Regions from separate parts of the Homo sapiens genome. Here region 2 is linked to region 1. Evidence: read pairs that join two places in POLR2A ChIA-PET (ENCODE). Cell type or tissue: OCI-LY7. All regions are shown on one strand.

The links. Peaks named below come from ENCODE experiments on the same cell type or tissue, not always from the same donor. Only the 100,000 strongest peaks of a DNase experiment are listed, where the experiment ranks them.
Region 2: POLR2A ChIA-PET joins it to region 1 with 5 read pairs; 2 of 35 experiments call an interaction of 5 or more read pairs at or near these places.

Annotation. Positions count from the first base shown.
Region 1 is chr6:158,698-166,697 of GRCh38, forward strand. No RefSeq gene overlaps it. Among named protein-coding and RNA genes, the nearest start is that of LIRIL2R, 18 kb to the right of the region's middle. In OCI-LY7, no CTCF peak of the experiment used is centred here; no DNase peak of the experiment used is centred here.
Region 2 is chr6:471,366-479,365 of GRCh38, forward strand. No RefSeq gene overlaps it. Among named protein-coding and RNA genes, the nearest start is that of IRF4, 84 kb to the left of the region's middle. RefSeq lists an enhancer at 1-26 and a silencer at 7,390-7,590. In OCI-LY7, no CTCF peak of the experiment used is centred here; DNase peaks (open chromatin) are centred at 56 and 3,626; H3K4me3 peaks cover 965 bases.

The DNA.
Region 1 (8,000 bases):
ATGTGTAACTTGCTAGAACACTAGGGTGTTTTTTATTTGTCTGATTATTTTCTGTTTAACAGGCTGGCTAAGAGCCAGAGGGAGAGAAAGCTGGCTGGGAACTGAGAGGCATGAGGTCACCTCAGTCCCAACATTTCCATGTAAACGATGATGCGAGGTGGGCTGGTGGCAAGATCAGAGCAGAACTGAAGGTGATAGAGACACAAAAAACCCTTCAAAAAAAAATCAATGAATGCAGGAGCTGGTTTTTTGAAAAGATCAACAAAATAGACTGATAGCCAGACTAATAAAGAAGAAAAGAGAGAAGAATCAAATAGATGCAATAAAAAAGGATATAGGCGATATCACCACTGATCCCACAGAAATACAAACTATCATCAGAGAATACTATAAACACATGTATGCAAATAAACTAGAAAATCTAGAAGAAACAGATAAATTACTGGACACATACACCCTCCCAAGTCTAAACCAGGAGGAAGTCAAATCCCTGAATAAACCAATAACAAGTTGTGAAATTGAGGCTACAATTAATAGCCTACCAACCAAAAAAAGTCCAGGACCAGATGGATTCACAGCCAAATTCTACCAGAGGTACAAAGAGGAGCTGGTACCACTCCTTCTGAAACTATTCCAAAAAATAGAAAAAGAGGGAATCCTCCCTAACTCATTTTATGAGGCCAGCATCATCCTGATACCAAAACCTGGCAGAGACACAACAAAGAAATAAAATTTCAGGCCAATATCTCTGATGAACATCGATGCAAAAATCCTCAACAAAATACTGGCAAACTGAGTCCAGCAGCACATCAGAAAGCTTATCCACCATGATCAAGTCAGCTTCATCCCTGGGATGCAAGGCTGGTTCAACATATGCAAATCAATAAATGTAATCCATCACATAAACAGAACCAAAGACAAAAACCACATGATTTTCTCAATAGATGCAGAAAAGGCCTTCGACAAAATTCAACAGCCCTTCATGCTGAAACCTCTCAATAAACTAGGTATTGATGGAATGTATCTCAAAATAACAAGAGCTATTTATGACAAACTCATAGCCAATATCATACTGAATGGGCAAAAACTGGAAGCATTCCCTTTGAAAACCAGCACAAGACAAGGATGCCCTCTCTTACCACTCCTATTCAACATAGTATTGGAAGTTCTGGCCAGGGCAATGAGGCAAGAGAAAGAAATAAATTGAATTCGAATATGGAAAGAGGAAGTCAAATTGTCTCTGCTTGCAGAGGACATGATTGTATATTTAGAAAACCTCATTGTCTCAGCTGGGCACGGTGGCTCATGCCTGTAATCCCAGCACTTTGGGAGGCCGAGGCGGGTGGATCACAAGGTCAGGAGTTGGAGACCATCTTGGCTAACACGGTGAAACCCCATCTCTACTAAAAATACAAAAAATTAGCTGGTCGCGGTGGCGGGAGCCTGTGGTGCCAGCTACTCCGGAGACTGAGGCAGGAGAATGGCATGAACCCAGGAGGCAGAGCTTGCAGTGAGCCGAGATCGCGCCACTGCACTCCAGCCTGGGTGACAGAGTGAGACTCCGTCTCAAAAAAAAAAAAAAAAAGAAAAGAAAACCCCATCGTCTCCGTCTAAAATCTCCTTAAGCTAATAAGCAACATCAGCAAAGTCTCAGGATAGAAACTCAAGGTGCAAAAATCACAAGCATTCCTATACACCAATAACAGACAAGCAGAGAGCCAAATCATGAGTGAACTCCCATTCACGGTTGCTACAAAGAGAACAACATACCTAGGAATACAATTTACAAGGGATGTGTAGGACCTCTTCAAGGAGAACTACAAATCACTGCTCAAGGAAATAAAAGAGGACACAAACAAATGGAAAAACATTCCATGCTCATGGATAGGAAGAATTAATATCGTGGAAATGGCCACACTGCCCAAAGTAATTTATAGATTCAGTGCAATCCACATCAAGATAACACTGACTTTCTTCACAGAATTGGAAAAAACTACTTTAAATTTCATATGGAACTAAAAAAGAGCACACATAGCCAAGACAATTCTGGGGAAAAAGGGCAAAACTGGAGGCATCATGCTACCTGACTTCAAACTCTACTACAAGGCTACAGTAACCAAAACAGCATGGTACTGGTACCAAAACAGATCTACAGACAGTGGAACAGAATAGAGACCTCAGAAACAACATCCACATCTACTAGCATCTGATCTTTGACAAACCTGACAAAAACAAGCAACAGTGAAAAGATTCCCTATTTAATAAATCGTGTTGGGAAAACTGGCTAGCCATATGCAGAAAACTGAAACTGCACCCCTTCCTTACACCTTATACAAAAATCAACTCAAGACGGATCAAAGACTTAAACGTAAGACCTAGAACCATAAAAATCCTTGAAGAAAACCTGGGCAATACCATTCAGGCCATAGGCATGGGCAAAGACTTCATGTCTAAAACACCAAAAGCAATGGCAACAAAAGCCAAAATTGACAAATGGGATCTAATTAAACTAAAGAGCTTCTGCACAGCAAAAGAAACTATCATCAGAGTGAATAGGCAACCTACAGAATGGGAGACAATTTTTGCAATCTACTCATCTGACAAAGGGCTAATATCCAGAATCTACAAAGAACTTAAACAAATTTACAAGAAAAGAAAAAACCCCATCAAAAAGTAAAGGATATGAACAGACACTTCTCAAAAGAAGACATTTATGCAACCAACAGACATATGAAAAAATGCTCATCATCACTGGTCATTAGATAAATGCAAATCAAAACCACAATGAGATACTATCTCATGCCAGTTAGAATGGGGATCATTAACAAGTCAGGAAACAACAGATGCTGGAGAGGATGTGGAGAAATAGGGACGCTTTTACACTGTTGGTGGGAGTGTAAATTAGTTCAACCATTGTGGAAGACAGTGTGGCGATTCCTTAAGAATCTAGAACTGGAAATACCATTTGACCCAGCAATCCCATATATACCCAAAGGATTATAAATCATTCTACTACAAAGACACATGCACACGTATGTTTATTGCAGCACTATTCACAATAACAAAGACTTGGAACCAACCCAAATGTCCATCAATAATAGACTAGATAAAGAAAATGTGGCATATATACACCATGGAATACTATGCAGCCATAAAAAAGGATGCGTTCATGTCCTTTGCAGGGACATGGATGAATCTGGAAACCATCATTCTCAACAAACTATCACAAGAACAGAAAACCAAACACCACAAGTTCTCACTCATAAGTGGGAGCTGAACAATGAGAACACATGGACATAGGGAGGGGAACCTCACACCAGGACCTGCAGGGGGTGGGGACTAGGGGAGGGATAGCATTAGAAGAAATACCTAATGTAGGTGACGGGTTGATGGGTTTGCTGTAATTTTGCTGCAAATACAAATTGCTGCAATTCTGCAATTGTGGAATCTTTAGAGTTTCCTACATATGAGATCATGTCATCTGCAAACACAGATAGTTGTACTTACTGCTTTCCAATTTGGATGGCTTCTACTTTTCTCAGTAATTGCTCTGGCTAAGACTTCCAATACTATGTTGAACCAATGAACTGAAAGCAGGAACTCAGAAATATATGTCTATAGCGCATTTTCTTTTTTTTTTTTGAGATGGAGTCTCTGTTGCCCAGGCTGGAGTGCAGTGGTTCGATCTCAGCTCACTGCAACCTCTGCCTCCCAGGTTCAAGCAATTCTCCTGCCTCAGCCTCCTGAGTAGCTGGGACTACAGGCGCCCGCCACCACACCCGGCTAATTTTTTGTATTTTTAGTAGAGACGGAGTTTCACCGTTTTAGCCAGGATCGTCTTGATCTCCTGATTTCGTGATCTGCCTGCCTCGGGCCTCCCAAAGTGATGCGATTACAGGTGTGAGTCACTGCGTCTGGCCTACAGTGCATTTTCAAAGCAGCACTATTCACAATAGCCAAGAGACAGAAGCAACTCAAGTGTCAACTGATGAATGAATGGAATTGATAGATGCAATGGAATATTATTCAGCCTTAAAACAAAGGAAATCCTGTTACAGACTACAACATAAATAAACCTTGAGGACATTATACTAAGTGAAATAAGCCAACTACAAAAAGAGAAACGGTGTTTAATTCCACTTACATGAGGTAATTAAAGTAGTCCCTTTAATTAACAGATTAACAGAAGCTGTGGAGGAGAAATGGGAGTCAATGTTTAATGGGTATAGTTTCAGTTTTGCAAGACAAAAAAGTTCTGGAGATTGGCTGCACAATAATGTAATTATCCTTAGTACTACTAAACTGTACACTTCAATGGTTAAAATGGTAAACTGTATGTTTTTTACAATTAAAAATATAAAAATGAAGTAAAATAAAATAAAAACAAAAAAATCAGAGAAAGAGGGTCACTTTACAGTGAGAGAAGATTTGCCTAATCAGGAAAATATAGTAATTTTTAAGTTGTGTGCACCTAATAAGTTCAAAATATATAGAATAAAAAAGACTACTATCCGGAATCTACAATGAACTCAAACAAATTAGCAAGAAAAAAAAATCCCCTCAAAAAGTGGGCTAAGGACAATTCTCAAAAGAATTTATACAAATGGCCAACAAACATATGGAAAACATGCTCAACATCACTAATGATCGGGGAAATGCAAATCAAAACCACAATGCGATACCGTCTTCCTCCAACAAGAATGGCCATAAACAAAAAAATAAAAAAATAACAGATGTTGGCCAGGAGGCAATGAAAAGGGAACACTTCTACACTGCTGGTGGGGATGTAAACTAGTACAACCACTATGGAATACAGGGTGGAGATTCCTTAAAGAACTAAAAGTAGAACTACCATTTGATCTGGCAATCCCACTACTGGGTATCTACTCAGAGGAAAAGAAGTCATTATATGAGAAAAGATACTTGCACATGCATGTTTATAGCAGCACAATTCAAAAATATGAAACCAGCCTAAATGCCAATCAATCAATGAGTGACTAAAGAAACTATGGTATATACATAAGACAGAATACTACTCAGCCATAGAAAGGAATGAATTAATGGCATTCACAGCAACCTGGATGGAATTGAAAACCATTATTCTAAGTGAAGTAACTCAGGAATGGAAAACCAAACATCGTATGTTCTCACTCATAAGTGGGAGCTAAGCTATGAGGATGCAAAGGTAAAGAATGATACAATGGATGTTGGTGACTCCAGGGGAAAGGATGAGAAGGCCATGGCTATAAATTGGGTTCAGTATATACCGCTTGGTTGATGGGTGCACCAAAACCTCACAAATCACCACTAAAAAACTTACTCATGGCCGGGTGTGGTGGTTCATGCCTGAAATCCCAGCACTTTGGGAGGCCGAGGCGGGTGGATCATGAGGTCAGGAGATCTAGACCATCCTGAGTAACATGGATCTCTACTAAAAATACAAAAAATTAGCTGGGCATGGTGGCAGGTGCCTGTAGTCCCAGCTACTGGGGAGGCTGAGGCAGGAGAATGGTGTGAACCTGGGAGGCGGAGCTTGCAGTGGCCACTGCACTCCAGCCTGGGCAACACAGAGAGACTCTGTCTCAAAAAAAAAAAAACAAAAAACAATCATGTAACCAAATACCACCTATTCCCCAAAAACATGGAAATAAAAAATAAAGTTTTCATAAGGTTCAATTTCTTAAACTGAGTTGTTCATTATTCTTTAAACTGTTCCTGTGCATTTTATATATTTTGGTATGTATATTTTACACACTCACACAAATGCACACAGGCACAGGGACACTGGCAGAGAAACACCTGAACACTCTCCAGCTGACCCAGTCAGAGCCTGATGGGAATGCTGCTCTGCAGTGATGAGGGAGTCGCAAGCAAAGGATGTTCACCTGTGATGTTCCAGAACACACACATCTTGCACAGCTAAAAGAATAAAATTAGGTCATCTCCACATGTAACAGTCTTTGTCCCTTATAAAGAATCTCTTTATAAAATCCTTATAAAGTTGTTTACCTGAATTTCTTCAAGGCCCAGCCAGCCCGCATCCCAACTTATCCATACACAGGGTCTCTGACCACCTCTGGTCCACGGGACATCACACTTAAATTCCTCTATGGCTTGTGAGAGAAGCTTATCACCTGATTAGATCATAAGCTCCAGTAATCACAGACATGAGTCCCCATGGGCCTTCAGTAAATCCAAGAGTGTGATTGTGATGTCTGCGGGGCTCCAGCTCCCCTTCTGCTCTGACCTTTTTGGCACTAAGGCAGGCTCGCTGCAGGCAGATGCCAGGTGCGTGAGGTGTGCAAGAAAGACCTCAGCCCCTCAATCTCTCCCGACCCCCTTTCACAAGTCTGTAGCCCAGGAAAAATGTGTAATATGGAGCCACCAGTGACGAGCTGTGTGATTTTGTAAAGTCACTTACCAAAGAGACTTCCTGGTGCCCTTGTCTTTCACCTGTAAAATGGGATCATCATGGTACCTACCCTCATTGCATTGTGAAAACAGTAAGAGCCAATGTGTGTAAAGCAGACACAACAGGCCTGGATTCCCAAGTGTTAACTATAATTTCAGGTCCACAACCCCTCACCTGCAATTCCAAAAGCCAAATATGGTTTAAAAACTGAACTTTCTTTTAAAACTTTGCAACAAACTCTTTGGCAGCAAAACCTGGACTGACCTAAGGCTCTTCATAACATCTAATTCTGTTACTATAAATATCCATATATTTTGCTGCAGAAATTATGTTTGATTAAGGATGCGTCAGTATGACTGATCAAACTCAAACAGTCTGACTTCTTCCCCAGGTCCAGCCAGGTTTGGGTCAAGAAGCCTGACTTGTGCTACCATTTCACAGTTGCTACACCTCTCAGCAGTTTACCACCTTTTCCTCCACTGTGCCTTAGGCTGGCCCCATCCACTTGCTACCTTTCTCTGCATTAAGGAGATTATGAAATCACCAAGGAAATTGTAAATGAATGTGTATTGATTGAAATGAATATTTTAATATCAATGATATGCAAAACTGGTTGCTATTTATTTATTTTTGTTCAAACCATTGTTTTATGGTGTTTGTAATTTTTTTCTTTAAGAGACAGTTTCACTGTGTTGCCTGGGCTGGAGTGCAGTGGCTATTCACAGGCACAGTCATGAGGCACTACAGCCCTGGACTCCTGGGCTCAAGCCATCCTCCTGCCTCAGCCTCCTGAGTAGCTGGGACTACAGGTGTGGGCCACAGGACCTGGTTCTTAAATTTTTTTCTTAGTCAAAAAACAGTTAAACATGAGACAAATATCTTCAACTTGGTCAAACATAGTTGAACTATATATTTTTTCCTTATCTGACACAGCTTGTTATTGTTGGATTCATTTTGGGATTCCCAGAAATGGATTCTTACTATGAGTGAAATCACATGGTTGGATTGGAAGCTTTCTATTACAAGCCCAGGGGAGATGGAAATATGCTGTGTGGCTCTGCATTAACTTCTGAATTGGATTAATATAATTGCTTCTGCTGGGCTGCAGCTGCTATTAAAAGACTTGATATCACTGCCACCTTAGTAATCACACAAGTGATGGCAAGGTAGAGACATAAGTGAATTTCATTTTAAAAATGCAAATAGTGCTTGATTTAATAATTTAAAAACTTGTAAAATTGCTCAGCAATAGACACATTCTACAAAAGTTGAAATAAAAGTGCTGTTAAGTCTGATAGCAATAAAGAATGTATTCTTATGTAAGAAAACCACAAAGCTTGGGCCGGGCGAGGTGGCTCACACCTGTAATCCCAGCACTTTGGGAGGCCAAGACAGGAGGATCACGAGGTCAGGAGGTTGAGACCATACTGGCTAACACGGTGAAACCCCGTCTCTACTAAAAATACAAAAAAGTTAGCCGGGCATGGTGGCAGGCACCTGTAGTCCCAGCTACTCCGGAGGCTGCAGCAGGAGAATAGCGTGAACCCAGGAGGCGGAGCTTGCAGTGAGCCAAGATCACTTCACTGCA
Region 2 (8,000 bases), 310 kb after region 1:
CAGATGCTTTGGTTATGTAGTTTCCAGTCATCGGCTGTGGCATTCTCTGCAACACCTCATTGTCCAGATGGTTTCCAGGCACACCTCTTAGCACCTCGCTCACTACCATGCGCTCAACAAGCCAGGCTTCACCTCTGCCCACCTGCCTCCACTTCCTCCTCTTCAGTGAGCTGAGCCGTCCCTGTCCCACCTGGGGATGTTTTTCCACCATCAGGAGCCCCGTCCTCGGTCCCATGCAGCAAGGCCCAGGCAGCGGGCTGGGTGGTAGAGAATCGCCCTGCTCTGTAAAATCTATACCCGAAGCCTGGTTGGAGACACTTGGTTGCAGCCTTGGCCTAAGACTTGATCGTGGAACTTAATAAAACAACTGAAGGTCCTTGCACAGGAAGAAATCAAACCGCCAAGTCCTAGTGTCAGGATTCGCTGTCTTCCAGGCTCAGTCTCCCGCATCACAGCTCGAAGCAGGAGTGCTGGGAGGCGACAAGCACGGGCTATGGTGCTGCTGTGCAGGCCCGACATCGGCAGGTGCTCAGACGTTCAGATGTAGTTCTCTAAAGCAATGGGATCCCACTGCTCTGGGGTTTGCAAATTGGTTCTGAGGGCATTGCTGAAAATTCAATAAACTCCCAGATGGAATGTTCTAACGTCCAGGCGGCAGAGCTCTCATCTACTCTGAGGATGTGTGATTCATCTACATAAATGTAATGCTGCCATCCTGCTGCAGAAGTCCAGCCCAAATGCCACCTTGTTTTGAGCCTATGTACATCTCCAGGCAGCTTTAAAAACAAGGCCATTGTCTCTCACAGGCCCAACACCATCCCCACACCTACCAAAACTAATTTCTAAATCTCATCCAATACCTGGACCATATTTAAGAGACCTCTGAATATCTTCAAGATGATGTCTGCACAGTTGGTTTACCAACTATTGCATATTAAAATAAATTACATCGAGGGCAGAATTCATTTGGATGTGTAAGTTTTTTGTGGTTTTTTTTTTTTTTAAGATGGAGTCTCTCTGTCGTCCAGGCTTGAGTGCAGTGGCTCAATCTCAGCTCACTACAACTTCTGCCTCCCAAGTTGAAGTGATTCTCCTGCCTCAGCCTCCCAAGTAGTTGGAATTACAGGCATGCACCACCACACCCAGCTAATTTTTGTATTTTTAGTAGAGACAGGGTTTCCCTATGTTGGTCATGCTGGTCTCGAACTCCTGATCTCAGATGATCCGCTCGCCTCGGCCTCCCAAAGTACTGGGATTACAGGCATGAGCCACCGCGTCCGGCTGGATGTGTAAGTTTTGATGTGAGTTTAAAACAAGTGTCTTTGAAAAAAAAAAAAAAAACCACTCCCTTTCTTTAGGGCAAGGCCCTGGCGTTTCTAGCCCATAGGTGGAGGGCATTTACTTAGCACTCTGGAGCAAGAAGCTGATCCCAGGATACCTTGCTTGAGAAGAGTGGCAGGAGCTGCGATATTTCCTGAGGTCACACACTGTCTTCATCCCCACGACCAGAGGCGTTTGCACTAGGACTTGGTACATCTTGGTTTCCTTGCCTTTCTGTCACGAGCTCTTTTGTGATTATAACTAACGAACTAAATGTCTGCTAGCCTCAGCTTTCTCCTTGGTAAAGTCCAGATGTGAAAATAGTCTGCTCACTTCACAGGAACTCAACAACGTTATACATGAAGGTTCTTGGAAAAGCACCACATTCTATGCCTATGAAAGGTGATGTCAGGGTTAGCAGGAACGGTTAAATATAGGCACACCTGTGCAGACATGCGGGGCGGGAGCTGAGGACATCATTGTGTATGATATCAGTTTTGTTATTGGCACAGCTGAATAATTACCTTGTTATATAACAGCACATAGACATCACACACCTGGTATCTCCGTGAATGCAGTATTTCTCCCATCAATGCTAGGTGGCATATGAAGATACAGGGGCAGCGGGTAGAGAAACTGCTGTGTAGGATTTCCTTCTGAAAACTCTAGGACACTGGTCAGTTAAATGGCTAAGTTTGTAGACATTTTCTAACCAGCAAACTGTGATGTATCCCTTTCCTTTTGCTTCTGGCCAGAGCCTCTGTGCTCCCAGCTCCCTCTTGCAGCCCTGTCTTCTATGATCTGCCCTCAGCCCTGGTCCACTTCGTGGTTCTGTCCTAACTTCATCTCATATGATCTCATCCACCCTCTCCATGGCTTCAGTTAACATCTATAAGCCCACTGTGGTTTCTTGCTGTCCTCACAGCCATGGGGGTCTCTGAGTAGCACACCTGGCACGTCTAACTTCTTCACACCTAAGCAGAAGTCTCAGGGAGTTGGGGAAAATAAACTTATTCCAAACTTCTGTCAGTCTAGCTGTCTTTGGTTAAATGCTTCCCTCCTCTTTTGCGATAATAGATTTGCCCACGGCGAGCGAGGACAGGGCCAAGAACAGCCCTTTCGTTGCTTGGTGCTTGCACGTCTGCTTGGCGTGGAGCACGTGGGGGTACCCCTTCTGTTTCCCCGGAGAGCCTGTGCACCCCCTGAGAGCAGAACTACATGCGCTTCAGCTCCACAGCCTCCCAGGCCTAGGGCTCGCCCGTGCCCCAGGGCTGCTCTCAGTTCCCACTGTGGAGTCCCGCAGACTTGAGCACGTGCTTCTCCTATGTGAGGGCTACTCTGACAGTGGGCTCTCAGGAGAGTGCTGTGCATGAACAGTGCTACCTCCAGGCACGGTGGTGAGGGGGACGGGTGCTGAGCAAGACTCTGCGTTCCAATCTGAGCTGTGTCTACCTAGTTACATGACCTTGGGCATTATTTGACCTGTTTACTGCAGTTTCCTCCTGTGTAAAATGGGGATAGTTATGCAGATCTGAAAATGGTATCGTGAGAGTAGCTGCTAATCCCTGTAAATGCGGGACTGTCTGACAAACAGCCCAGGGGCACCATGACCGAGCCTGGGAAGCTCAGATGCCGAAGCTGTTAGCTGTGGCACGCAAGCCTTGTTGCACCTCGGACCACCCGGAGTCCGTGATAAGCGCAGACGCCTGGGTCCCTGCCCCACGCTGGCTGTTACTTGACTCTGAGTCCAGCAGGTCACTCCAATGCACTGTAAGGCTGCAGAGCCACCTCCTCAGACAAAATTAAGGGTTATCCGCTCCACACACACACAACTAAAAAGGGAAAAAGCCAGTCGCCAAGGCACTCTTCCCTCATCCTCTGCCTCCGCGAGTCTGGAGGAGTTAGCTGTGGGGAGCCTGGCTTTGCACAGGTGTGGGGCAGGGCGTGGGGCGCTGGGCTCCCGCGTGGCTGGGACACCATTTGTGTGTCGGCAAGCAGCAGCAGTTTTATTCTCACAGTGGCATTTTTCAAACGTCTGATCAGGAACCTACATTTTCAAAACCTGCTTGTCATTCAAAATGTCATCGTGGATAATTAATCCATCAGACTATACACACAATGGGATTTCATGTTGTGACTTGGTGTGTCAAACCTAGGATAATAAACCTGAAAACTGTATGTTAGTGTTCCCACTCAAAAGAATTGTGTTCTTTTCTGATGAGGATGTGTGTAAGCTGTGTGTGAGTGACTGACAGGACTCGGGGCTGGGGGAGGGCTGGCTCGGTGCTGCTTCCTGTGTGGTCAGGATCACAGCGAGTGAGAAGTGAAGACACCAGAGGCTTTCTCTCTGGACGCCTGCGCTTCCCGCCCATCCTCCAGCTGAGGTACCGGTCCTCACGCTGCTGTGTTCAGGAACTGTTTTATCATAGAAATATCTGAATTTTCAAAAGTGGGTATATGTTTCCTTGCTTCCCTCTGCATTCCTAATGTTTCTTCTGTATCTCCTTTTTCTCCTTTGATAGGATGTGACTGGGAAAAAGAAACACAGGACCACAGGAACGTCTGTGACCCATGCTTTCTCTAAAGAAGGCATCAGGGCTTCAATATTTAGAGGGGAAAAAATGGGCAGGAGAGGAAAGAAAAAAGGGGAGGATACGGTCACCTTCTCGCGAAGCTCTGATGAGGGCTCCGTAAATCCATATGCTGCCATGGAAAGAACGGGGCAGACGGACGGTCACCTATGCGTTCCTCTCCTGCTCAGCGAGCATGCTTTTGACAGGAGGAAGAGCAAATGGGGCAGTCACGCACGCATTTGTCTCGGGTGAGGGAGAAATGACGTCCAGTCCTGCCTTTGTCCTGTGCCTGTGAAGATAAGCTGTGAATTCACATTGTCAGGGTGAAATTCAACAGAACATTGTTTTAGGGTAAAGATCTTGGGGCCCACAGGGAGGTACCTTGTGAGAAAACTGAGGGAGGCCGCCTAGGGAGGTATGTGGCCTTCTATCTATCTACTTAGGAACAAAGCAGGAGGCAGTTAACCCAAGGTTAACTTTTCCCAATGGCTTAGTGAGTTTGGGGCCCCAAGATTTTGATTTTCTGTTTACATGTTCTCAAAGAACCAGCTATTGGCCTTATTGATTTGACTATCTCCGTTGCATCTTGTGTTCTATTTTGTGTTTATTAGCTCTTTCCCTCTACTTTCTTTGAGCTCATTCTTTTGAGTTTCATGCATAGCTCATGTTCAGTCTCTTTTCCTCTCTAACACAGGCACTTAAAGTCTACATTTACCTTGAAGTGTTTCTTCAGCTGCAAGCCACATTTTGATATAAAATTTTTCATTACTGTTCAGATATCAGTTTCTCTAATGTTTGTTAATAATTTCTTTTTTGACCTATGTGGTATTCAGAAGTCTGTTTTAAAACTTCCAAATGTTAGCCAGGCATGGCTTACACCTGTAATCCAGCCACTTTGGGAGGCTGAGGCAGGAGGATCGCTTGAAGCCAAGAGTTCAAGACCAGTCTGGGCAACATAGTGAGACTCTATTTCTACAAAAAATAAATTTCCAAATACATGCAGGGTTTTAAAAGTTATCTTCTTGTTACTAATGTCTAATATAATTTTACTGTGGTCAGATAATTTGATACTAATTTTTTATTTCTTCAGACTTGTTTGTGGCTAGAATGTGGTCAGTCTTCTAACTAAAGTCAGAAGGTTATACAAATTTCTGCCAGATTAAGCTTGCTAATGGTGCTTTTCAAATTTTCTATACATTTGATAATTATTTTGACTGCTTAATCCATCAATATTGAGAAAAATGTGTTAAAAATCTACTAGTATGTTTATGGATTGCAAATCCCAAACCCTATAACTAAAAAATTATATAGGTAAAACTAAAAAATTATATCTATTGAAGTTATTAATATATTATTATTTACTTTTTTTTTTGAGACAGTTTTGCTCTTTTTGCCCAAGCTGGGGTGCAATGGCGTGATCTCGGCTCACTGCAACCTCTGCCTCCTGGGTTCAAGTGATTCTCCTGCCTCAGTCTCCCAAGTAGCTGGGACTACAGGCGCCTGTCACCATGCCTGGCTAATTCTTCTGTTTTTAATAGAGACGGGGTTTCAGCATGTTGGCCAGGCTGGTCTCGAACTCCTAACCTCAGGGGATCCTTCTGCCTTGGTCTCCCAAAGTGCTGGGATTACGGGTGTGAGCCACCTTGCCCGGCCTGAAGTTATTAATATTATTAAATGTACCTAAGTTTAGAAATCGTTTTATCTTCCTGGCAAATTATTACTTTCATCATTACACAATAGCCTTAATATATTCCTAAATAACATTTTGCCATCAAGTATATTTTGTGTGATATCAACTTAGCACCACTAGCTTTCTTTTCATGAATATTTCCCTAGCAAACATTTTTTTTGGGGTGGGAGTGGGGTAGGGCTGGCATTCTTTTGCTTTCAACCTTTGAGTCCTTTTATTTAGGACCCAGAAATAGCACATATTTAGAAATACCACATAGATGAATTTTTTTGGGGGGGGCTGGGATCTAATCTGAGGATCTATTTCATCTGAAAACATTAGTTCATTGATGTTACTGTGCTAATCCATTAGAAAATATTTTTACCCCTTAGTTTGGATTTTCTATTCACTTTCCTTTTTGTGTGCTTCACCAATCCCCTTCCATGTTAGTTACTCCTACTGATTTTTTAATTCCTCACCAACATACACTGCTATGAAAGTTTTCTATTCTACATCTATTCTTTTTTAAAAATTAAAACACAATTTTTCATTTTAAAAGAATTTCAGACATAAAAATGTTTTAAAAATAGAATGAAGAATTCCCATATTCCTTGTCCTCTCCCAGCTTCTCCAAGTATTAATATCTCAAATAGCCACAACACAATGATCAAAAGCAGGAAATTAACATTGATATACTATTGTGAGCTAATTTACAGATCTTACGAAAATTTCACCGGTTGGCTCACTGACGTCCTTTTTCTGGTTCAAGATCCAATCCAGGACCACACATTGCATTTAATTGTCACGTCTCCAATCTGGGGTAGTTCCTCAAGTCTCTGTCTTCTGTGACCTTGATAATTCTGAAGAGTATTGGTTGGGTATTTTGTAGAATGTGCCTCAATTGTGTTTAATGTTTTTTGGGATTAAATTCAAGTTATGAGCATCCTTTCTCTGGTATTTTTTGCCAAAAATGTAAGTTAACACTGCTTGTTCTAGAAGAGTGAAATATCAGCAAACCAGAGATGTCTCGGTTCCAATCTGCTTTTTCCTCCAGATATTACGCTCACCACATCCTGTCCTCCTATTCAAACTTCCTAATTCGTGGGCAGGAGGAGACTTAGATCCAGGAGTCCTGACAGCTTCAAGAGGTAGTCCTAGACCGTGATGGCCACGGGCCAACAGCAGACCCCATGACGGCTGTTGGGTGCAGCAGAGTGTGCCGACTCTCCAGAACTGGTCTGGAGAGCATCTAATTAACATTATGTCCAGCACAACCTACAAGGAACAGGGGGATTCTTTACACCCTTTGAAGTGTAGGGTTTTAGTGTCGTGCTTCCTCCTGAACCTTAAAAGCATATTCTCAACAGTCACTTTAAGAATCCAAGTAACTTTAAGAAAGAAACCTGATTTAAAGACAGCTAAGGGGTAAATCAAGGATGGGCCCTCATGGCAGTCTTACCAGAACTTATTTGCATCAGGAAACAATTTGGCTTGCTGAGTGTCTGATTAAGTCTTAAAAATAATGCAGATGGCCGGGCGTGGTGGCTCACGCCTGTAATCCCAGCACTTTGGGAGGCCGAGGCGGGTGGATCACGAGGTCAGGAGTTCGAGACCAGCCTGGACAACATGGTGAAACCCCGTCTCTACTAAAAATAGAAAAATTAGCCGGGCATGGTAGCACATGCCTGCAATCCCAGCTACTTGGGAGGCTGAGGCAGGAGAATCGCTTGAACTCAGGAAGCAGAGGTTGCAGTGAGCCAAAGTTGTGCCACTGCACTCCAGCCTGAGTGACAGAGCAAGGCTTTGTCTAAAAAAAAAAAAAGGCAAAAAAAGCAGACAACTCATATGGGGAAATAGACCCACAGAACAAGGACAATGATTATCCAAAGACCTCAGGAGAAAGTCAAACAGATAACAAGCTTGGGACCTCTAACTTGTGGTTTGCAGAGTCTGAAACTCCTGTTTGATGCAGAACAACACTGCTTCTGTGAGTTGTGTCTACGCCCATGGTATCTATTCCTCAAGTATTAAAACAATGCAAAATTAATTGATGTTACAGATTGTGAAAATAAATAGTTGGAGAAGTGATCATAGCCTTTAAGGGTTCATGTACTCATGCTCAGCATATTTACTAAGCAATGGCGAGAACAGGCTTATTTTAGAAAATTCCACTATTACTCCTCTTCTGCTTCTACAAGCACCAATTTAGAGCACTTCGTGTATCATTTAAGTCCAGCCACCCTTATTACACGCAAGGAAACAGATACAGCCAAAGGCCATGTGACTTTGCCAGCACTGCGCAGAGCTGATGACAACTGAAAGGAGAAACCAGCCCATTGTCTTTTGATCTCATTTTCTCTATTGCTTATGCATTTTTCTATTTCCTTGACTTCTGCCCTTTCCTTTATGATTTCTGTCATTCTACTAACTTGGGATTG